Regions from separate parts of the Homo sapiens genome. Here region 2 is linked to region 1. The links are chromatin loops, found by intact Hi-C in ENCODE. Cell type or tissue: OCI-LY7. All regions are shown on one strand. Each heading gives the region's core, and the rest is flanking DNA. Links, peaks and the distances in the headings are about the cores only. Region 1 overlaps LPP (LIM domain containing preferred translocation partner in lipoma). Region 2 holds the start of LOC124906315 (a long non-coding RNA gene).

Evidence for each region. A loop is a pair of places that touch in the nucleus more often than their neighbours do. Peaks named below come from ENCODE experiments on the same cell type or tissue, not always from the same donor. Only the 100,000 strongest peaks of a DNase experiment are listed, where the experiment ranks them.
Region 2: it touches region 1 in a loop (7-fold over the local background); 2 of 110 quality-filtered maps call a loop at or near these places.

What each region holds. Positions count from the first base shown.
Region 1 is chr3:188,234,183-188,246,051 of GRCh38, reverse strand. The region is part of intron 2 of LPP (LIM domain containing preferred translocation partner in lipoma); the gene reads right to left. Among named protein-coding and RNA genes, the nearest start is that of FLJ42393, 62 kb to the right of the region's middle. In OCI-LY7, for the core only: no CTCF peak of the experiment used is centred there; DNase peaks (open chromatin) are centred at 3,421, 4,771, 6,791, 9,621 and 4 weaker places; H3K4me3 peaks cover 6,817 bases; H3K27ac peaks cover 7,684 bases.
Region 2 is chr3:187,895,441-187,907,309 of GRCh38, reverse strand. LOC124906315 (a long non-coding RNA gene) reads right to left here and starts at 9,687. Exons shown (of 3, transcript XR_007096212.1): 1 at 9,006-9,687; 2 at 5,456-8,865; 3 at 4,436-5,355. RefSeq lists enhancers at 4,964-5,013, 5,020-5,521. In OCI-LY7, for the core only: CTCF peaks have their summits at 6,118 and 6,341; DNase peaks (open chromatin) are centred at 5,029, 6,169, 7,049, 7,859 and 2 weaker places; H3K4me3 peaks cover 5,137 bases; H3K27ac peaks cover 7,478 bases.

The DNA.
Region 1 (11,869 bases), core at 2,551-10,550:
TTAGAAAATCCTCACATCATTTCACACGATTTTATGGTATCAGTCCAAAAATAAAGTAAAAAACTTTGAAAATACATTTCAACAATTACAGTCAAGAAACAGAAATTTTTCCTTTTCCTGATAAAATAAAAAGCATTCACAGACAAATGAAAACAGTGAGGGTAGTACAATATATTCATCATTATTTTGTTTTTTGTGAAAGCAGGGCTGGGCTGGGTGTGGTGTCTCACACCTATAATCTTAGCACTTTGGAAGGCCGAGGTGGGAGGATCACCGAGCTCAGTAGTTGGAGAGAGCCTGGGCAACATAGTGAGACCTCGTGTCTACAAAAGAAATAAATAAATAAAAGCAGGGCACACACAAATGCAACGTTATTTTGATCTTAAAAAAAAAAAAGTGTGGGGTTAGAAAAGAGGGAAGCATGCCTTCTATTTTATTAAATTTACTTTGTGGTCTTTATTGCATAGGTGACATTATCATATAAGGTACCTTCTAAGAGGAGGTGAAAAGGCAAAAGGAAGGCAAAGGTGGTGGAATGAAGTTTAGGTCAGCAAACATCTACTGAGAATTTTCTCTGCTAATGGCTCTGGGCCAGGATCTGTGAGGAATAGAATCATAAGAAAATACCATCCCTGCCCACAAACTGTTTAAAAGCAAACAAGCCTGTAATCCCAGCACTTTGGGAGGCCGAGGCAGGCAGATCACGAGGTCAGAAGTTCGAGACCAGCATGACCAACATGATGAAACCCTGTCTCTATGAAAAATACAAAAATTAGTCAGGCGTAGTGGCGGGTGCCTGTAATCCCAGCTACTTGGGAGGCTGAGGCAGGAGAATTGCTTGAACCCGGGAGGCAGAGGTTGCAGTGAGCCAAGATTGTGTCACTGCACTCCAGCCTGGGTGACAGAGCAAGACTCTGTTTCAAAAGAAAAAAAAGGCGGGGGCAGGGTGGGAAACAAGGCAGAATTATGCTAACAATTTACCCTAATACAAGCCTAGAATGATGAGTGCAAAGAAGAGGACAAAAATCACCACTAACAACGGACCAAGAATGAGACACTAGGTAGCCACCCATTAGACACGGTCCATGCCCTCAAGGAACATATGCCTAGTAAGGAGATACAAAATCATTCATCCATCATTCATTCACTCAGATTCATTGAAAATCTACCATGAACCAGATACCGATGTACATGCTGAGGCTTCAGAAATGAGCAGGACATGGCTGAGTTCACAGTTCAGGGCAGACAACAAACACATAATGCTGAGTAGACACCAGGCAGTGTGATTAAGCCAAAGGAGATGTGTTTTAAAAGCCTAGGTTACTCAGAGAGAGAGGGGTAGATTATCAGAGATGACACGGAAAAGGCACCTCTACAACAAACAATCATACTTTTGACTCTAATACAATGGAGAATGAATAAAGCGTCTAATAGAGAAGAGTGCCACACACAGTGAGAAAGTCCCTAGGGAGTATTCTGACCAAAGTCTTGGTCTTGAAGGAGAGGCATAGTCTTCTAATTGCTTTGATGAATCACAGACCAAACAGTGATTCAGCTCTGAAAGAAACCTTAGAGATGGGCATTCCAAGGTCTCATGGGGTTAGTAGCAGAAGCAGGACTGGAACCCAGAACCCAAGTTGGACCACTAGACTGGTGCCTCTCCCTAAGCCCACTCTGCCTCTTCCATGTCTGTGAATGAGCTTACCACTCCTAGCTATGCAAAACTGCATAGAACCATTTCAGCAAGAGGCTCAGGTAGCATTAAAGAAGTTCCCACCTCAACGATGTCAATTTTTTGTTACTGTTGTCTTGAGGAAGCATGTTTGCTTTTAAACGCTCCCAAATTAAAAGCCATTCTCAGCCTTCCTACAATTGTATGTGCGCTGGGCGCAGTGGCTCACTTCTATAATCCCAGAACTTTGGCAGGCCGAGGCAGGCAGATATCTTAAGGCCAGGAGTTCGAGACCAGCCTGCACAACACGGTGAAACCCCACCTCTACTAAAAATACAAAAATTAGCCGGGCGTGGTGACGGGCACCTGTAAGCTACTCAGGAGGCTGAGGCAGGAGAATCGCTTGAACCCGGGAAGTGGAGGTTGTGGTGAGCAGAGATTGTGCCTCTACTCTCCAGCCTGCGCGACAGAGCGAGACTCTGTCTCAAAAAAATAAAAATTTTAAAAATAAAATAATTAATTAAAAAAAAAGATGTGGACCTGAACTCAGATTAGTGTCAGAGTGAACTTTCTAGTTAGCCTCCTCTTTCCACAGTGAAGAAATTACACCCAGAGAGACTGAGGTTAGTCACCCTGTCCAATCACAGCACCAGTTACACAGCACCTGAACTCAGAAGGGTCTAGCACCTTTTGCTCAGTGCTGCCAGTGTGGTGGTCTATGGCCTCATTCTCATAGCCTGCAAGTGATAGACCCCAGGACAGCAAGAATCATGCCAAAAGGATAACATCAATTAGCCTGTGTATTGTAGAAACAGATCACGAGATTTTAGAACGTAAAGAAAGAGAAAAAGAAACGATTTATTTCGCAGCTTTCCGTGCAAGCTTTTCAAAGGCCCTTCCCAGATCCGGCCTTCTGAGACACCACCCCAAGCCCCCGGAGGTTTGTTCTCTACTTAAATTGCCCCAAACTATGCTGTTTTCCTATCAATACTCAACAGCAAAGATGGAAAAGAATTGCCAATTTCTTGTGAATCCTGAAGATTTCCTTTATGAGTCATGGGAAACTAAAATAACCTGAGGGGTAGGGGGAACGGTAGAAACAGTTTTAAATCGGTTCTCACTAGTTTGTTTTACAGTGTGGTATAACTCCTGAGAACAGAAAAAATCAAGTTTCTAGAGTTGTTGTAAAAATAGGAGTTTTTGTCAGGTTGTGTCAGCTGTCACTGTGGCATTTCTTATTAGTATTTTTCTGTCTTTTTTTTGTTATATTAATTATAGTTTGATCACTGTAAGAGCTATTTTGAATCTATGGGACTTTCCTAACCAGATTGTTTTGGCATTTTAAAGTTACTCACATTCAGGGCCTAAACAATATAGCAAGTATCTTTTCTTCCTCTCTTTTTTATACTCAAATTCTGAACAAAGGAACCATCTGTTCTCTCTCTGAAAACATCAGCCCTTGTTTTCATTTTTCATTAATCATAATGCCTCAAACTTACATAATCTCTTTCTCCAACTTGCTTATTAAAGCATTTTGTAGACATCGCCTCATTCGTCTTCAATATCATCCCCTACAAACTAAGGAGAAAGGGGAAATGTTTGCTAATTTTCACTTAGGTAAGTGATTATCAGATGTTTAATGAATTTTGCATGAATGATGGCATGTTAGCCTCAGAAGGGACCTTGATGATCACCTGGCCCAGTTCTGGCTCTTGCATTTGTAAAATGAAGACCCAGAAAGGAGAAGTGATTTCACATTCTATTTGTGTACCTAACTCTCTACTCCTGACTGTAAGTGGTGAGGGTAAGAACCGTGTCTTTCACAGTTTTGTATCTCCAGTACCTGGTGTGTATTTGTTGAATGGATGAAAATGCTTGCAAATAGTCACACAGGTGGCTATGACAGAGCTGGGGTCAGAGCTCTACTCTCCTGCCTTCCCATTCAATGTGTGTGGTTTTTTTTTCCTTCTTCTTTTCCTTCTCTCTCTCTCTCTCTGTCTCTCTCTTTCTTTTTATAATACAATATAGACCTGAATGCAAGAAGAATCAAGCAGAGACACAACTAAAAAGGTGATGAGGATGGAGAGGATAAAAAGCAGGCTTTTACCTATAAGTTAGAAATAGGTTGAACAAACCCAGTAGAAATCAAGTTTAGCCATTAGCCATGCTAAAAAATAACCCATGTTAAGGCTGAGTGTCTAAAAGCTCTGCATTCCTTATGTGTGCCATATATTTAAGGATTTAGTGGATTCCTTAAACATTACCCAACTGAGGAAATGATCTGTCTTAACGCCAAAGGACAGCATGCCTCCTTAACACCTATTAGCCCAAAAAAAGCACATCATCCACCCTGCGATTTGGCCTCATCACTCACTGTAACTCAAGAGGACATACAGCGTCAGAATCATGAAATCTACCAGCCCAAAGTTTTCCAATGAGCAGAGGTCACTGGAATAAAGACCTTTATTCCATATGCCTAGCTGGAAGTCAGAAATTCATTTGACATGTTTCTTCTTATTTTCAGAATGTCCTACTCCCCACCATTACTCTTTGAAGTTATAGGGAAAATAAACTCTTTCTAGAAAAACAAGTTAAATTTTCAATTCTATCATCTGAAATTACGTATATAGTAGTAGTTATAACAAAGTCAACGACTCTCTGAAGATTCTTTAAAAATAGGTTGTCCATGTAGATGAGAAAGCTGTAGGTCTGAAGAGAGAAGGAAATCTTTTATTTTTCAGTAAAAGAAAAAAAGAAAAGAAATCAGAGGGCCAAGGAGAACTCAAGTATATTATAACACGGTCTCACATGAAGTACATCAGTTACAGATACAAGCAGGAAACAAATTAGCTTCAAAATAAAAACAAATCAACATAAATGAACCTTCAAACAACTCTGATGACTTTTTCTCCCCCAAAGGGAAAGATGAAAGGAGATTAGAAGGAAGAGAAGAGAAAAAGATGAGGAACGAGTAGGGAGATGCTTAAATCCCTAACACAGCATGTCTCACACAAACACAGCAGGCTGCCGAGGGTGTCTGGGGCTGTCCAGCACACAGCGGACAGGCGTTTATACCCAGTCATGCAGGATCAGCTGGAGAAACGTACAGCATGTACTTCAGGGCAAACAGCTGCAGAGAGGCCTGCGCAGATAACAGCAGGTTGGATTCATGCTATATCAGTAGTTCTATCCATACCCACCACCTTCTGCTCCTAGAGTGTCAGGCTATCCCCATGACCACTTATCATTCTTGCAGCCACTACGTGGAACATTAACCCTCTATTGACACTTCCCTGATAAAACTGTGCCCATTTCACATGTAGGGACATTCTCACTGTCTTGCTACCTCTAAAATCATCACTTTAGACTATGCATACATACCCCGTAACATCTTAACATTTTTCATTTAAAAATAAAAGAATCATATAGTTAAGGACATATAAAAGATCCACAAAATGTTCCCTAACTGGCCTTGCTCTCCACACGGAACTTTTTCAGAGCATTACTTTAATATAGCCAATAGGGAGGTTCATTCACTAAGAGTGTCTCTGATCTCTGCTCGTGTGTCTGCTCAGGTCGCCGAGGACAGAGCAGCCCTGCATTTGGAGCTCGCCCCTCCCTTGCCATGCTCCTCCCACCAAAACCATGTCTGAGGGAAGAATCCCAAAGAAGGTTGATGTGTTATCCCACCTGAGCAGCCTTACTAGTTGACATGATTGGATAGTTATGATTACGCTTTTTTATATGAAAGTTTCTACCCAAATATGTTGCTGGTCTAATATCCTAACTACTCAATAACAGTGGAATGAGTTTGAATAAAGCTCTCAACTACTCTAGGCACATCAGTTTCCTTCCCTACAAAATAAAGCAGTCAAATTCAGTACGTATAAGACTTCCTTCCAACTCAGAAATTCTGTGCCTATGAAGTTGCTACTGTCAAACAATCTGACCTCTCCCTCTTCATTTGTTCCTCTTTACCTCTTTCTCTCTCTGTCTCTCTCTCACACACACACACACACACACACACACACACACACTCTTACCCAAAACTCCTGACTCTTATGCAGTCAACAACCTTGTTAGGCAAGCTGTAAGCTATTCCTACCCATGTTCCCCCTCACTACTTTTTGGCTTAAAATTTGATACCAAAAGGATTTTTAAATTAGTTTATGAAAGGAAAATGAAACACACAGATATCATTTACACATAAACCCCACCTTGAGATGAGATCCTCTGAAGGGTCCAGCAGTCTCTCCATCATCCCAGGTCACAGATGTATCCATCTGCCAGCTCCATGAACTACAGGACAGCAATACCAGAGATCTAGGTGCTCAAGTCCCATCTCTATTTCTTGCTCTCTGAGACCTTGAGCAACTCATTTTACTTCTCTGGGCCTCAGTTTCTCTGACTGTAAAGTGAGGTGTTTGGGATAAAATAAATTGCAAATGATCTACCAATTTTGATATCCTACCCTAGAGGCCTGAAATTTCATTAGAAATGAAAGCAAATACCCATCCAAGCCCTCTTGACTGTATTGGTGTTTACATAGGACCTGCCAGATAAATTAAAGTGACTTTTTGCATGATGTTGCGCAATCAATACTAATAGTGCAGTAATAGGGCAAAGACTTCTAATTTGTGCTTGTTTATTTGTTTATTTCCAGGCTAAGGAAGTCACAGACACCACCTGCCAATGGCTTTTGGAGACTCCATAATGCCTTTCTTTGAACAATGGGCCCCAAGTTCAGAAACTAAAAATGTCAAAGGTAGAAACCACAAAATAGAACTAAGGAGCCTGAAATATTGATAAAATGATTAAGAGAAAGGAATGTGATAGCCCTCTTTAAAAATTTTGTTAAAACCAATAGCGATAGTAAGAAAAGGTGATATAAAGTAAAAATAAAATTGAGCACAGAAAAGACTGATTTGCCTGGGATTCCTTTCAGCCGTGTAATCGACACAAACAGCAAAGACCATAATACTCATGTTTCTATTTGCTACCCTCAACTGACATGGTTGGCCATTTGTTTTGTTTTAAATAAAATGAGGAAGCAACAACTGTATTAAATTCATCCGCAAAAAGGCCATATTTGCATGTGGAAAACAAGTAAGTGTGTGCCTGAATGGGTGATTAGGCTTACGATTGCCCATCTGCACCCAGGGCCCAGGCATCCCTGCAGGTGTGCCTGCCGCAGGGGCAGAGAAACGGAGTGGAGAGCCCTCTGCCATGGAGGGAAACCCCACGGCAACTGGACTTGTTCAAAGCTGCACACCACTACCATCCTGCTCCTGATCCAGTGCCCCCATCTCTTAGAGCTGAAAAACAGAAATATGTTTTGTCATTCTTTTGTTAGATTTATGTGGATTCTTTGAATCACAAAAGCAATTTATTTTTTCCTGAGCATCTTCAATGTGTACTTAACTAATAAAGGCATATCTTGTTTTATTGCACTTCACTTTATTGTAGTTGGCAAATACTGTGTTTTTTACAAATAGAAGATTTGTGGAGGCAGCTGTGTATCAAGCAAGTCTTTAGGTACAATTTTTCCAACAGCATGTGCTCATTTCATGGCTCTGTGTCACCTTTTGGTAACTATCACAATGTTTCAAACTTTTTCATTATTATTATATGTATTATGGTGATCTGTGATCAGTGATATTCGATGTGACTATCATAATTATTTTGGGGTATCACAAATCATGGCCATATGAGATGGCAAACTTGATCAATAAATAGGTGTGTTCTGACTGCTCCACTGACCAGCCATTCCCACGTCTCTCCTTGGACCCTCCCATCTCCCACACTAATACTGAAATTAGGCCAATTAATAACCCTACAATGGTTTCGAAGTGTTCAAGTGAAAGGAAGAGTAGCACATCTCTCACTTTAATCAAAAGCTAGAAATGGTTAAGTTTAGTGAGGAAGGCATGTCAAAAGCCAAGAGAGGCCAAAAGCTAGGCCTCTTGTGCCAAACAGCCAAGATGTGCATACCAAAAAAAAAAAAGTTCATAAAGGAAATTAAAAGTGCTATTCCAGTGAACACATGAATGATAAGAAAGTGAAACAACCTTATTGCTGAGATGAAGAAAGTTGGAGTGATCTGGATAGAAGATCAAACCAGCCACAAAATTCCCTTTAAGTCAAAGCCTAATCCAGAGCAAGGCCCTAACTCTGTTCAATTCTATGAAGGCAAAAAGAAGTGAGGAAACTACAGAAGAAAAATCTGAAGCTAGCAGAGATTGGTTCCTGAGGTTTAAGGAAAAACTAGGTCTCCATAACATAAAAGTGCAAGGAAAAGCAGTAAGTGCTGATGGAGAAGCTGCAGCAAGTTATCCAGAAGATCAAGCTAAGATCACTGACGAAGGTAAATACTAAACAACAGATTTTCATTGTAGATGAAACAGGCTTATATTGAAAGAAGATGCCATCCAGGACTTTCAGAAGTAGAGAAAAGAAATCAATACCTGGCTTCAAAGCTTCAAAGGACAGGGTAACTCTCTTGTTAGAGGCTAATGTGGCTGGTGACTTTAAGTTGAAGCAAATGCTCATTTACCATTCTGAAAATCTTAGGGTCCTTAAGAATTATGCTGAATCTACTCTGCCTGTGCTCTATAAATGGAATGACAAAGCCTGGATGAAAGCACTGTTTCCAGCATGGTTTACAGAATATTTTAAGCCCACTGTTACCTACTGCTCAGAAAAGAGGGAAAAAAAAAAGATTCCTTTCAAAATATTTCTTCTCATACCTGGTCACACAAGATCTCTGATGGAGATATACAAAGAGATTAATGTTGTTTTCTTGTCTGCTAACACAACATCCATTCTGCAGCCCATGGATCAAGGAGTAATTTCAACTTTCAAGTCTGATTATTTAAAAAAATACATTTCATATGGCTCTAGCTGCCATAGATAATGATTCCTCAGATGAATGCGGACAAAGTAAATTGAAAACTTTCTAAAAAGGATTCACCATTCTAGATGCCATTAAGAACATTTGTGATTCATAAGAGAAGGTCAAAATATCAGCATTAACAGGAGATTGGAAGAAATTTATTCCAATCCTCATGGGTGACTTTGAGTGGTTCAAGACCAGTGGAGGAAATAACTGAGGATGTGGTGAAAATAGCAAGAGAACTAGAATTAGAAGTGGAATGAAGATGCAACTGTGTTGCTGTAATCCTTTGTTTAAACTTGAATGGATAAGGAGGGGCTTCTTATGGATGAACAGAGAAAATGGTTTCCTGAGATGGAAATTACCCCTGGTGAAGATGCTGTGAGCATCGTTGAATGACAACAAAAAAAAAAGTATATCAAATATTTCATAAACTTAATGGATAAAGCAGATCCAAAGTTTGAGAGGCCTGACTCCAATTTTGAAAGAAGTTTTCTTGAAGGTAAAATGATATTATGCATTATCACATGCTACAGAGAAGTGATACAGCTTGATATCACTCTTTCTCTGCAGAGTCAATCAATGTGGCAAACTTTATTGTTGTCTCACTTTCAGAAATTGCCACAGCCACCCCAACTTTCACCAACCACCACTCTGATCAGTCAGTAGTCATTAGCATCATGGCAAGACCCTCCATCAGCAAAAGCAGGACTCACTGAAAGTTCAGATAATTGCTAGCATATTTTAGCAATAAAAGTTTTAATTAAGGTATGTATACTGTATTTTTAGACATAATGCTATTTCACACTTAAGAGACTACAGTATAGTGTAAACATAAATTTCATATGCACTGGGAACCAATAATTTTGTGTGACTCGCTTCACTGCAATATTTGTTTTATTGCGGTGGTGGTCTGCAACTGAACCCACAATATCTCTCATGTATGTCTTACTGGTTGTTGCAACTATTTTTATTTGGCATGCATGACCACTTTTACACACTTCACTCTAGCCACACTGTCCTCTTCACTTTTCCGGCATGTCCCCAGCATGCTTCAGGTCAGGTTATTTGCATTTGCTTTCAGTCAGTTCTACACACTCTTCCTCCAGTCCATCCCACCCACACATCTCTGGCTTGCTACCTCGTTTCATTCAGGTCTCCATTCACATATACTCTTACCATCAAGACCTTCTCAGGCCAGTGAATTTACATTTGTGTCCTCCCTACTCTTCATGCCTTTAACCTCAATTATTTTTCTTCTTAATATATTTAGGTTGGTGTAAATGTAATTGCGGCTTTTGCCATTAAAAGTAATGGCAGAAATCACAATTACTTTTGCACCAACCTAATAGATCACAATGTAAATATTACATATTTACTCATTAATTTTTCTGTCTTTTTTTTAACATTTGTTCTAGTCCCATCACCTGGAATAGTGTCTAGCAAATAGTAGGTGTTCAGTAAACGCTCGAGTTAATGAGTCATCATTATTACTATTTGCAAACTATTATACTAGATGACATGGGACTTCCTATGGAAAAAGACATAATTCATGCCCTCAAGGAGCTTCTACAATCTAGAGGAGAAGAAAGATTGTGAAAACAGGCTTATACAGCAGACTGAAGTGGCATGAATGCTTTATTGGATGTATACACAAAGCATTCTGGTAGTACAAAAACAGCCAATCATTGACAATAGGGGATGGTGGTTGGAGGAGGCCTAAAGAAGAGACTTCCCTGGAACTACCCTGAAAAGAAACGTACAAATCATCTTCAAAAATACATTCAGTACAAAAAATTCTAAGACATCCTCAGTTAGTCTCCTTTCCTTCAATAATGCTAAGTGGAGAAGAGATTGCCCAAGGTAAGTCAGCACTTACATGTGCCAAGATTATGGAGAAAGGAACAATCACTTTACTCCAAAGAGCCTTCATTTTAAAATGGAAATTATTTAAATGTACACAAAAACATGTCTAAAAAAACTCTAGACTCTTAAGACAGGGAGGACCTTAAAAGTCATCATGTATAACATTTTATCCCCACCACAAAATACCTAAAATAGAAAATACCTAACTGCATCAACCCCACCTAGACATCTGCAGTGATTGTGAACTTCGACCTCCTGAAACACACATTCCATCTGTGGTTTGCTCTTAATATTAAAACATTAAGCATTTTCCATAAACATTGAGAAAACATCAACATTCTCACACTATCTATCTCTTGCTTCCAACCCACTGCTGCCAGAACTCTTCCAGAGGTCCCAAAAAGTGAGTTTGCACCCGTTCCACAGCAGAGACCCAGGACAGCACCACCTGCTCTGCTCTCTCCTCCTCCTGCCCCTTTATTTCTTCTTTACACTAAGCACTTCCAGTTCCTTCTTCATTCCTCTAGGGTTCAAGTTTCCAGCACCTTCAGCCATCCTAAAATGCCCTCTTCCTTTCCTTCCTTTATTCTTGTCCCAGTGTTCAATCACCTGGTTGCTGAGCTGACCTACTGCTCATGCAATTGGGCTTTTTGCAGAGAGCTAAGCATTTTGTCTGGAGTTGGAAGAAGGGGAACAGGAGATCTAATGGATTCATGGGGTAAGGCTGATCCAATTAAGACCCTGGCAGGATCACCTGCCTTTCTGACCTTGACCTTGAACTGCCATCTTTGACATAAATTTGAATAGTGGGGACATCATAACTCCTAGGAAGCAAAGAAGACAAAGAGGTGAAAAGTGACCTCACTCAACCTCAAAGACATACAGAGTTTGAGTAGTCTTGTGTTTTCAATAAGTCATGGATCTTCTAGAACTTCTTATTCTAGCTTTTCATCTCCCACAGCCAGCCTACGTGTATGAATGTGAGAGTCAAATGTGTAGCTTTTAACCATCTCTGTGTCAGAGAATCAGCTTCTAAAACTTAATGGGCTACGTGATCTTGGGCAAGACACTTCACAAGTCAGTAAATCAAAGCATCCAGAAGGTAGAACAAAAAGAGACATTTAAATCACCTAGTCCAAAAGCAGCTCAGATACCTCTCATATGCTTTCACTCTCCACTCCCATGGCGATATTCCTAAGTGATCATTAGCTGAGTCAGGATGCAGCCTCAGAGTCCTTCTCAGCACAGCACCTCAAGGAACCACTACCAACACATCATTTGGCCATGTGAAATAAAATCCAAACCACTCATTCCTCAGCTGAGAAAAACTGAACCACAAAGATGAGCCATGACTGACTGCCCGGGTCTCACTATTAGGAGCAGACCGGGAACTATCAAAACCCCTTACCCCATTCCTCTAAGTCATTTCTCCTCCCTAA
Region 2 (11,869 bases), core at 2,194-10,193, 340 kb after region 1:
TTTTAAAAATTCTCTTGACATCACCGTGAAGTGTGCTATATCGTTATTTTCATTTTGCAAGTGGGAAAACGAATCTTGTAGATGTGAAGAAATTGTCTGGATCATACAACTGGAAGGGAGGAGGTTGAATTCAGCTGTGGGTGACCTCAGGGTTCATGATCCTCCCCTATGCTGGGTGACTTACTGTAGATCTTCATTGCCCTGGAGCAGGAAAGCTGGCTGTGTGCACTGAGTGGCCCGAATACACTGTTTCTCCACAATTCTCTGTTGCTCGATTCTTCAGAAGTGTCTATTTATTTCACTCAGCAAGACCTCAAATATTACTCCAAACAACTGGCTTCCAAAGAGTTGGCTATTTTCCCTGTTTTTAATGTTGGGAGAAGAAACTCAACCAGTCATTTTTCTTTTTTTACTCCGTTACTTTACAAGAATAAAAATAATCATATTAAGATGTCAAAAATAAATTTTAAATGTGCAAATGTGGGAGAAAGACACCTCCTCTCTGGGAGAATCCAAAGTAATTTAAATATACTCCTGTGTGCTCTTTGTGTGAAATGCAGTGGCCACAGTTCAAATTAAGATGTTAACAAGATATTAATAAGAATGAGCTGGGAATAAACACGGGATTGCAAAATCAGTTCACAAAGTCATTTAAATTAGGAGCACACGATGTGATTGGGAGTCTGCATGCCCTGCCCCTGTTGTCTGTGCTGGCTCCTAGGAGACAGGCCTCCTTTCCACTGCTTCTTCTACTGACAAGTTGATGGGCGTACCTTCTCTGTGCCCAGTCCTGAGCCAGAAATGAATAGGAGAATAAAAGAACTAGCTCTTGCCCTTAGCGAGGTCCAGTGTGGTTGATGAATTTGACTTTGGTTAGAGTGAGCAAAGCTTACGCCCAAGAAACTATTAGAGTTCATTATACCCAAGCAGGGTTAATTTCAGAGCTGAATGGCTGATACTATAAATTTTGACTACTGTAAAGTTCTACAGTGATGGAGCTTGGGGTAACCTCAGGGATACTTGTGAAAACCCTCATTATATAGAGGGAGTGGGTTCCAGGAAGACCCAGGGAGAGAAAGGGACTGGCCCAGAATATTACAGCTAGTTAATGGTAATAATCATGGCTATTCATTTGTTATCAGACCCCGTGCTATACAGTGTATATATTCAACTTCTTATCTAATCCATGACAGTGTTGTGAGGCAGGCATTGTCCTGTTTAGGGATAAGGAAACTCAGGCATAGAGTTGGGAGCTTCTTGCCTGTGATCACATAAGATAGCTGTAGAGGAGGGATTTGAATCCCCTTTACGTCTGACTGCAAAGACCATTTTTTTTAACCTTTAAAAACAGATATGGGACTAGCATCTAGAATCAATTTCACTTTGGTGTAATGCTTCCTTTAGCATAGAGAACCTTTGGTATATTCACTGATTTATTTGATATGCATTTTTCCGAGGGCTGACTATAAGCAGATCTTGGGCTAGACCCTGGGGATATAAAAAATTAATAAGTGTAAGTTCTTAACCTCCTGGAGCTCAAAGTATAATGTAGTGACTGACACATGAAAAGGAAAATTACAGTACAGTGTGATAAGTGTTATTATGGAGACATAAATAAGTGCTGTGAGAGATTGGGGCAGAGCGAAGGGTTCTGCCTGGAGGAAATAAGGGGCAACATCACAGAAATGGTGAAATGGGAGTTTGGGCCTTGAAATATGAGTTTACCAATCACAGGAGGCCAGAAGTACTTTCCAGAAAAAGGTAACAGCACATGCAAAGGCCCCAAATTGTGAAAGGAATTGGTACGTTTGGTTAAGAAGTTCAGAGTGGCTGTGTGGGGTGGCAAAGCTGAGGATGAAGCTTGAGATCAGATTGTTAAGTGTTATGTTCCCCAGCCAAGGAATTTTGTCTCAAGTTTATGGGCAATAGATCATCAATAGGGATTCCTAAGCAAAAGTGTGTCTTGGTTAGATTTGCTTTTTAGGAAGATAACCCAAGGAGACATGGAGGACAGAGAGCAGATGTTGCCGTGGTCCTGCTGAAAACTAATGAGGGCTTGAGCCAAAGCATTGTGGATGGAGGGGAGGGGTGGATGAGGCCTATTAATTTCTGAAGTTAAACTCCTAGGGTTTGTTGACTGACATGCGGAGGGTAAAGGAAAGGAAGTGTCTAAGGAAGACTCTGTGATTTCTAGCTTTAGAAGTAGAGTGGAAAAATATGCTGTTAACCAAGGCTGAACACAAAGGACACAGAGCACATTTGGTGAATCTATAGGAGAGGGCTCTTTGGAGCACAGTATTTTAAGTTTCTGTAAAAAACACCCCACTAGAGATGTGAATAGGCTTTTGGGAAGACAGAGATGGTTTTTGCGGGAGAAGTAGGGACTAGAGTCATCAGGGTATAATGGTACTTAAAGCTCTAGAACCAAATGAGTGTTCCCAGGGAACTTTGGGTGGTGGGGTCAGGGGGAATAGATAGGCTCAAGGTGAAATCTTGAAGCATCCCAACATTAAAGTGTGGGCAGCATAGAAGAGACTGTGGAGAACCAGGAGAGAATTTCAAGACTGATGAAGAGTTGGTTTTTAGTGCAAATACCACTTTGGGAATGAGGAGGATGAAGACTGCAAAGAAATCATTTGATTTGACAATGAGGAGGTCACCAGGGACCTCATCAAGAGGGTTTTCAGTGGTGTGAGTATGTGTGTGGTTGTTTATAAGCCAGGTTGTAGTGGGTGGGGTGTAGGCAAGGAGTGAGATCATGAAGATGGCAATACATACTCAATAAATTTAGCTGTGAAGAGGAGACAGCTTTATCAATTACTGGATGAAAAAAATGGTTTTAAGAATTTAGAGAGATTCAAGGACACTGATAGGCTGAAAGAAAGGAGTTCCAGAAACAGGAGAGACTGATAATCCAAGAGGTAAAGAGGATAACTGGTGAAGCAGGTCCTTGAAGAAGGCTGAAGAGAAAGGGACTAGTTCATAGGTGGTTGGACCAGCCATGGTGAGAAGAGATCCCTCCACCTCTCTTCTTACCATCAGGGAAGAGGAACAGAGAGGTTTGCTGGTGGTGTGTTTAGAAGAGGAGGAGCAGGAGAAACTCAGAGGAAATATAGTGATTGTTATGGACTGAACGCTCATGCTTCTCACCCACCACCAACTGTATATGTTGAAGCATATCCAAAGTGTGATGGTATTTGGAGGTGAGGCGTCTTGTAGATAATTAGAGTAGGAGGGTGGGACCTCATGAATAGCATCGGTGCCCTTATAAAAAGATCTCAGGGAGCTCTCTAGCACCTTTACTACCATGTGAGTGTAAAACAAGAAGTTGGCAGTCTGCAGCCTAGATGACGGCCCTCACCAGCACCCGACCATACTGGCACTCTGACCTTGGACTTCCAGCCTCCAGACTGTGAGAAATAGATTTTTCTTGTTTTTTGTTGCCATGCAGTCTACACCACTTTGTTGTAGAACTCAATCTGACAGTGAGATTCTAGTTGCATCCCATCATTGCATAGATGGGGAAATGGAGACTCAGAGAAGTGGAGCAATTTGTTCCAGTTTGTGATACAAGTAAATGGGGGAGCCACGGCTGTGAATGGCATCTCCTGACCCCCATGCCTGTGCTCTTTTCACTCCCCACCTGCTTCTCAGACTCTCATGGCCTGGGGAAGATCCTGAAACAAGGGAGGATGAGCAGTGATATCTAACAAATATGCCAAAAGCGAGGTGAACTGCTTTGAGATTTCACCTTGAGTCTATCTAACAAATGATATCTAACAAATGTACCTCCTCACAACCAGGCACAAGCTCCTCAGAGACAAGACCCTTCGGAATGTCTTCTGGGCTTGTCAAATAGGCTCAAATATACTTAATACTCTGTGAATCTCCTTTGAGGCACCTGGCCCTGCATTCTTCACAAATAACCACATAAAATAAGAACTCTAAGACCCTCATCTTTTTCTGGTGTCAGCTCTCACTTGCTTTCTCTCAGCTAGTTCTTTCCATACCATCCTCACTTGCTTCTTACACCTACATTCTATGGCTTCCAGCAGATGCCTGGAATTTTCTTGCCAGATTCTCCCTAAATGAAGATTCCTCTGGCTCACCTTCCTGTGGTCACCCTGAGTAAGGCTCTCTTGGCACTTTGCAGTCCCAGAGTCCCTCATGCAGGCAGGGATCCTCTAAGGGCAGGTTTTCACTGACATCACCCTAACTTCCTCAAGTGGAACTTGAACATATTAGTCATTTCATGCTAATGCCACAGTTTTTACTAATTTATATTTTTTTAAAATAGTTTTTTAAAATTTTTTAAAAAATTATTAATCCAGTAACTGTTGAGAGGATAGTGCCTGGTGGGGGAAGGAGCGATGAGTCAGACACAGTCTCTGTTTTCAAGGAGTTTTTGTCTAATATTAGGGAGCAAAACAGCAAATTAAACAGCAAGTGTGAAAGTGATTAGCAGGGTGCCCAGCTTAATAGGTGAGAAATTATTTTCATTTAAAAACTGATATACATAAATATCTGAGAAGGGATAAAGGTGGTTCTAAGAACAAGGAGATTCCTAGATTTAGTTAGAAGCACAAGGGAAGAAGTTGAATATGAACATGAAGCATGAGTCAGGTTTGAGCAGGCAAAGGTGGGATTGTTGGGGGGGTGGGCACATTTCAGATGAAGAGAGCTTGTCTAATATGCCACTGTGTTTACAGGTGAAGCCAGCTATTGAGAGAAAACCTGGAAGTTTAGTGTCTCTTGTCCCACAGCAATGGAGTACAAGAACTGAGACCCATGCCAAATGCTGTGATTCCCAGGGCTGGTGGCCATGTGCAGGACTAGTTCCCAAGGAGAAGGGCCAGAGGGCTTTGGGCGCTCCTCCCTGCCCCCATTCTGACTCATTGTGGGACCGAGCTGAGTTTAGCGCTTCATTTCCCTTCTTCAGGCCAGCGCGATTTGAATGCACCTGCCTCCCTTCTGTCCCCGCTGCCTGGTGAGGATGGCCGTTGTGAGGGGCAGGGAGTACTTCCTAATTGTGTTCCTGTGGTCTAGGTCCCACGTGAAGGCTCTTGGCGGTCTCACTCAAATGAGGTGGGGGCAGCCTGACCGCTCAGTCACACTTGGAGGATGGGTTGGCTAGTTCTTCTCACCCTCTGGTCTGGTTTTGAAGTTGCAAATTTCTTAAGTTGCTCTTAAGAAAGGTGTGGGCCAGGGCTGGCGGCGGTGAAGTGGAGTGGCGGCGGTGAAGTGGAGTCTTCAGAGAGCTGTCAGGTCTCAGCCACTGTGCTCCGTATCTTCCTCCTGTGCATCCTATTAGCTCCGGAGCTCCCAACCTTCTCCTTTCCACAAAATTAGACACATCTGAAATGCAGAGCAAATAGTCTCACAGGGGAAAAAACAAAAAAGATGAGGCAGTGGAGGAAGGGGGAGACAGTAAAAACTACAAAATATTTCCATGCACCTGGAAGGGTTAGTGTCCTTCCATGCAAAGTGAGTTTGTCTGGAAACTCCTGCTACACGGATTGAGGGTTCACCTTGTTTATCTGCCAGGACACAAGAGCTTGGCTTATCCATCCAGGGCATTGCTCCCACCAACCACACCTGCACAGTGGTGAAGAAACTACAGAACTCTGAGATGTATTATTATCACACCATCCTCAGGAACTGGGAGACAGTAGGGTCAATGTTCTATACAGCAATTAGAGGTGCTGACCTGTTTGAATTCTCTTGGTCTCCAGGGCAGAGGATGTTGGTGGTGATGATGATAATGCTATCAATAACTTTCTGTCATAGTGAGTCATACTGCTACAAAGGACTTTCACATTTATTGACTCATTTTATCTCAAAAGCGCAATGGAGACCCCATTCACCTTCAGAGTATCCCCAAAAGATAAGCCACCATGGCTAGTAAGTGGACTTCAGTATAGACTCATTATTTAGAGCGGAATATAGTGGAACTTTTGGGATTTGCATTGTGGTCTTGCCCTTACCAGCTGGGTGACCTTAGACAAACCACTTCACCCCGCTGAGCCTTAGCTTCTTCATATGTAAAAATGTGTTAATAATAACTGTCTCAGAGGGCTATTGTAGGGGTTTAAGTGACTTCATGTAAATAAAAAGGCCATTATAAACTCTAAAACATTATGCAAATATTAATTGCCTTCTATACAAGAATGGGCTATTTGCAAAAATGAATGTAAATATAGTTTGAGATGGCAGGTGTGACGTGCCTGAAAGAGCACTTTACTTGGGATCTGAAGATGTGTTTTCTATTTTGGCCTCTACATGTCAGGTGGCAGTGAGGAGTGTGGCTTTCAGACAGGCAAACACAACCATGCAAAAAAAAACGGTGGCCACCATCCGCCTGTCACCTTGTCACCTATGGTAGACTGAATGATGGTCCCAAAGATGCCCATGTCCTAATTCCTGGAACCTGGGACTATGTTCTCCTACATGTTAAAGGGACTTTGCAGATGTGATTAAGTTAGGGGTCATGAAGTGCAGAGATTATCCCATGTCATCCAGATGGGTCCATTGTAAGGTGTAGGAGGAGAGTTGTGTGACAATGGAAACAGAGATTATATGCATTGAAGATGGAGGAAGGGGCCACAAGTCAAAGAATATGAGAATCTCTGGAAGCTGAAAAAGGCAAGGAAATACATTCTCCCCTACAGCCTCCAGAAGGAACTCTCCCTGCTGGCAGCTTGATTTGAAAGCCCAGAGAAATTAATGTTGGATTTTTGGTTTCCAGAACTGTAAAAGGATAAATTTATGTCATTGTAAGCCACCAAGTTTGTGCTGGCTTTGTTACAATGGCAATAGGTAACTCGTGTATACCACCTCAAAATAATTCGGCTCCTATTTTCTTTCTCCCAACCTGAATCCAACTTCTGAATAGGCTAGTGGGCATTCCCAAGTTTTCCTCTACTTTTTTGGTGGGCCAGCCTGGAGCTGACCTTTCTAATTCTGCACAGCTTATGCATCACTGGGATTGATAAATGATAAACTAACTCATTGGTTCTGCACCCTAGATTGGCTGGAGCTCTTCCTAGGGGTACTCAGGCTCAGGAAATGCAGCCTTTGTGGCTTTGAGCAAGTCAGTTAAACTCATGGGCTCTCTATTTTTTCATCTGTCATTTGGGGATAAAATTTCTTTCTATGCCTACCTCACAGGGTGAAGACTTAAGAGAAATGATATCAATGAAAGCTCTCTGCCACTTGTAAAATGCTCTACAGGTATGAACCCTGTTATCATCATCATTAGCATTATTTTATTTTTAAAAGAGTAAAAACGTTATTAAATGAAATGAGTTATAAGTAAGAGTTTCTGTTTTTTTCTTTCTTTAACTTTTATTTTATGTTTGGGGGTGCATGTGAAGGTTTGCTACATAGGTAAACACTTGCCATGGGGGTTTATTGTAAATATTATTTCATCACCCAGTACCCAATAGTTATCTTTTCTTCTCTTTCTGCTCCCAGCCTCTCTTGGTATTATTTTTAAAATATCGAATTTTCCAGCTTAATCTCTTTCAAACTTAATATATATGTTGTGGCAATTGACAGACACTCTGATTCTAGACAAGGCTAAAATAATCCTAAGGAGAATATCCAGTTGAGCATTGGCTTTTAAATATCTGGATTATTCATAAGCTTGAACTTCCAGTATGGACCCCAAAATATAAAAAACAGATGCTGTGGGGCCATTAAATAATTGTTCAGTAATATCACCCATTTGGAGATGGTGAGGCTGGGCAAATTTCACTTGCCTTTCTCTTCGTGGAACTGAAAATGGAAAAGACACATGCTAATCAGAAACACGGTCATCTGAAAACAGGGGCTTTAAAAATATCTTTCGGCCACAAGATTGCCAAGAGCAGAGGAGCTGTGCATTACTGCAAAGCCCTGCTTGTTATATCTTGCCAGTGAATAATGAAGACTCCCACTAGTGACAGGCTCTTTCTCAAACACTAAAACCACAATTTACCTAAAGCTCGCCCTGGACCCTCAGAATCATTTATTTGCCACAACCTCACTAGTCTTCTCTGACTTGATGAGGATTACAAAAAACTCCAACAATCATCTGGTAAATTTGCTCAGAGGAGCAGAGAATATTAGAATGCAAGGGGAAGGCATTGGTGGAGGGGGCTAACATTCATCAACCACTTAAGTCAAGTTTCAAGACTCTACTTTTCCACACATACTATCTAATTTTACACTACTGTTCTATTTTTGTGGCTATTATCCCCATTTTACAGAAGAGGAATCTGGGGTTAGAGAGATTAGGTAACTTCAGAAGATCGTAGGAGAATGTGGTAAAGCTGGCTTTCCACACTGTGTCTAGTTCATCCCTTTACAAAAAAAGGAAAACGAGAGGAATTGATTGCCTCAGGATCATGCACTTACTTGGTGCCCCTTGAGTTCTAAAAGTCAGGCTCGCTGAATAATTTGTCTTGACCCCCCACTTTGAATCTACTCCCAAAGGGCTTTCCCCTGTTACTAGAGATGCCCCTGGCATGTGTCTCTGCTGCTGTAACCAGATTCAGCAGCAGAATGGAGAAAGGGGCATGTCCCAGTTGCTATTGAGGCATAACAAAGCAACCCAAGCTTAGTAGTTTAAACTGTGGGTTAGAAACTTAGGGGAGACTAGGCTGGGCATTTATGGCTCGGGAGCTCTCATGTGGTTGCAGACAGTGGCTGAAGCTGGAAGAGTTGGGGAGGAGGGTACTGGAGCAGTGGGAGGCAGGCCAGGCATCTTTCAGGGTCCCTCCACATAATCCTTCTTTATGGACCACTTTGGGTTTCCTCACAGCATGGCAGCCTCAGGGCAGTTGGACTGCTTCCTTGGCAGTTCAGTGGTCCACATGCTAGACCCTAGAGAACAAGGAGGCAATGGCATCATTTTCTTTATGACATACCTTCAGAGATCACACAACATCACTTACTCTATATTAGAATGATTGAAAGTGAGTCACAACCCCACCCAGATTCAGAGGAAGGAGACTTGACCTCACCTTTCGATGGGAGAAGGCCATGTAGTATGGCAGTCTGTCATGGCGAGAAAAGGCTGCAACAGTCGGAGCAAGATGAGGGATCTCAAACACTGAGAAGAGGGCCAGTTATTTGTGCACAAGAATATAAACACAGTCTCTTATTGACAGAGAAGCGCCTTTATGAAGAGAACCTGGAAGAACACTAGCAATACCCTATTACTTAGCAAAAGAGTGTATTAAGCTGACAGCGGGACAGGGGCATATTAGAGAAGGTCCCCAGATTATGTCTGGGAAGATCAATCAGTTTGGCAAAAAGCTCACAGAGCAGGGATTCCTGGAAGCTAGTAGAAAGAGTTCTATACAAATTGCCAGATTATATCTTACAGACTCAACCTTTTCTTTGAAAACATTAAAGAACTTAAGTTTTCTAAATCGCTTAGTTGCCTTAAAACATCCCTATGTTCCCCCCAACTTAGCCGAACGTTAATAGATTCTGGATATATATTAATGACCATTTCCATTCAATTATCCTTCGATAAAGCTATTTTAAAAAAATGAAAAGGAAATGCTATCTACCAGGTTGCTTTTTACTTTATTTGATGTATTTTTATTTCTTAAATGAGCATTTACCTTTACCAAGTTCTATTCTATGTTCTGGTATAAACAAACATGAGAGCACCCTGCCCTCCACAGGTGAGAGCCACCCACTCAATACAGAGGGGGCAGGGGGTACGGGGGGGGGAGCCATGTGTATCCCATGAATGAAATCCCAGGCCCACGTTTCTGAAGGTACCATGTGGAAGATAGTATTTAAATCCTGCTGTGTGTATGACTGATTTAAACCCCTGGTTCAAGTACATGGTTGTTAGTTGAGCGTTCTCCTCGGGTCATTCATTGTGTGAATTAAAAGAAACAAGGTATGTGAAGTACTTGGCACTTGGCATGTGGTGGGCATTCAGAAAAGTGGACTGCTTTTATTGGGTTGGGTTTTATTATAATTTAATATTAACATTGTGGTATGAAAAGTGACTTCCTGTTTACAAATCACTTTCTTATTTTTCATCTTATTTAATGATAGCAATCCAGTGATTCAGGCATTGTAATTATGGTCCCGACTTTACACACTGGGACATTGATAGTCAGGGAGGTCAAGTGACTTACCTGGGGTCTCTTAGCTAATACGCGGCAGAGCGGGGATTTGGAACCCAGCAATGACACCAAAGCGATCCCTTTTCACCTTACCATGCTGTTCCCTAAATTGACAGATGACCTTGTGCAAGCATTCCATAGCCCACCCTTCAATCTGGCCTTCAATTTCTACATCTGCAAAGTGAGAGGACTGAATTAAATTATGTTTGAGGCCCCATCCAGGTTCCAGCGACTCTGATTAAAAGCGTATGTTCAAGCACAGACCCTGCTTGCTGCAGAGCTCCTTGTGAAGATCCGAGCCCGGCTCCAGAGGGGGCTAGAGCCTGGACCTGTGCCCAAATCACAGGCCTGGCTTGGCGTCCATCACTGTCTTTGACTGCCAAAGGACAGAATTCTCTAGAGGACCTAACTCCAATCTGGCCAACTTCTGATGGCCTAAATTATCCTCTGACCTCGAACTTTTGATCATCTGAAGCTTATTTTAAAAATGGCTTAGAAATAGCCATTACATCTCTCTGGAGACCCCTTCCTTTCTTACCCTCATTACGTTCCTCCAACAACAGGGAAGGGAAACTGCGAGACAGGCAATCTGTATGTAATTTTTGTCTCTACTGCTGCCTTTCTGTGTGACCCTGGGCAAGTCATGTCATAAACAGAGGCTTATCAATAAGGGTTATCCTTTCTTAAGGATCTAGGAAGCCATGTGGCTTCCCCTTCAGAGAGAATTGGAAGACCTAGTACACATGACTTCAAGGTAAGAAAACCATCAGATTTTCTGTAACAATTAGAAAAATCATTCAGGGCTAGTCTACTTTAATTGCCCTTCTTTAAAAACAGTTTTTCTACTGTTTTGAAAAGAAAACAGGTGAGGAAAATGCTTTCTGTATCTGGCCCCAAGAGAGATTTTAAGTCTTTTTTTTTTTTTTTCTTTTTCTTTTCTGTTTTTCTAATATGGTTTTGCCTTTTTTTTTTATTATACTCTACATGTGCACATTGTGCAGGTTAGTTACATATGTATACATGTGCCATGCTGGTGCATTACACCCACTAACTCGTCATCTAGCATTAGGTATATCTCCCAATGCTATCCCTCCCCCCTCCCCTCACCCCACAACAGTCCCCAGAGTGTGATATTCCCCTTCCTGTGTCCATGTGATCTCATTGTTCAATTCCCACCTATGAGTGAGAATATGCGGTGTCTGGTTTTTTGTTCTTGCGATAGTTTACTGAGAATGATGTTTTCCAATTTCATCCATGTCCCTGCAAAGGACATGAACTCATCATTTTTTATGGCTGCATAGTATTCCATGGTGTATATGTGCCACATTTTCTTAATCCAGTCTATCATTGTTGGACATTTGGGTTGGTTCCAAGTCTTTGCTATTGTGAATAATGCCACAATAAACATACGTGTGCATGTGACTTTATAGCAGCATGATTTATAGTCCTTTGGGTACATACCCAGTAATGGGATGGCTGGGTCAAATGTATTTCCAGTTCTAGATCCCTGAGGAATCGCCACACTGACTTCCACAATGGTTGAACTAGTTTACAGTCCCACCAACAGTGTAAAAGTGTTCCTATTTCTCCACATCCTCTCCAGCACCTGTTGTTTCCTGACTTTTTAATGATTGCCATTCTAACTGGTGTGAGATGGTATCTCATTGTGGTTTTGATTTGCATTTCTCTGATGGCCAGTGATGATGAGCATTTTTTCATGTGTTTTTTGGCTGCAT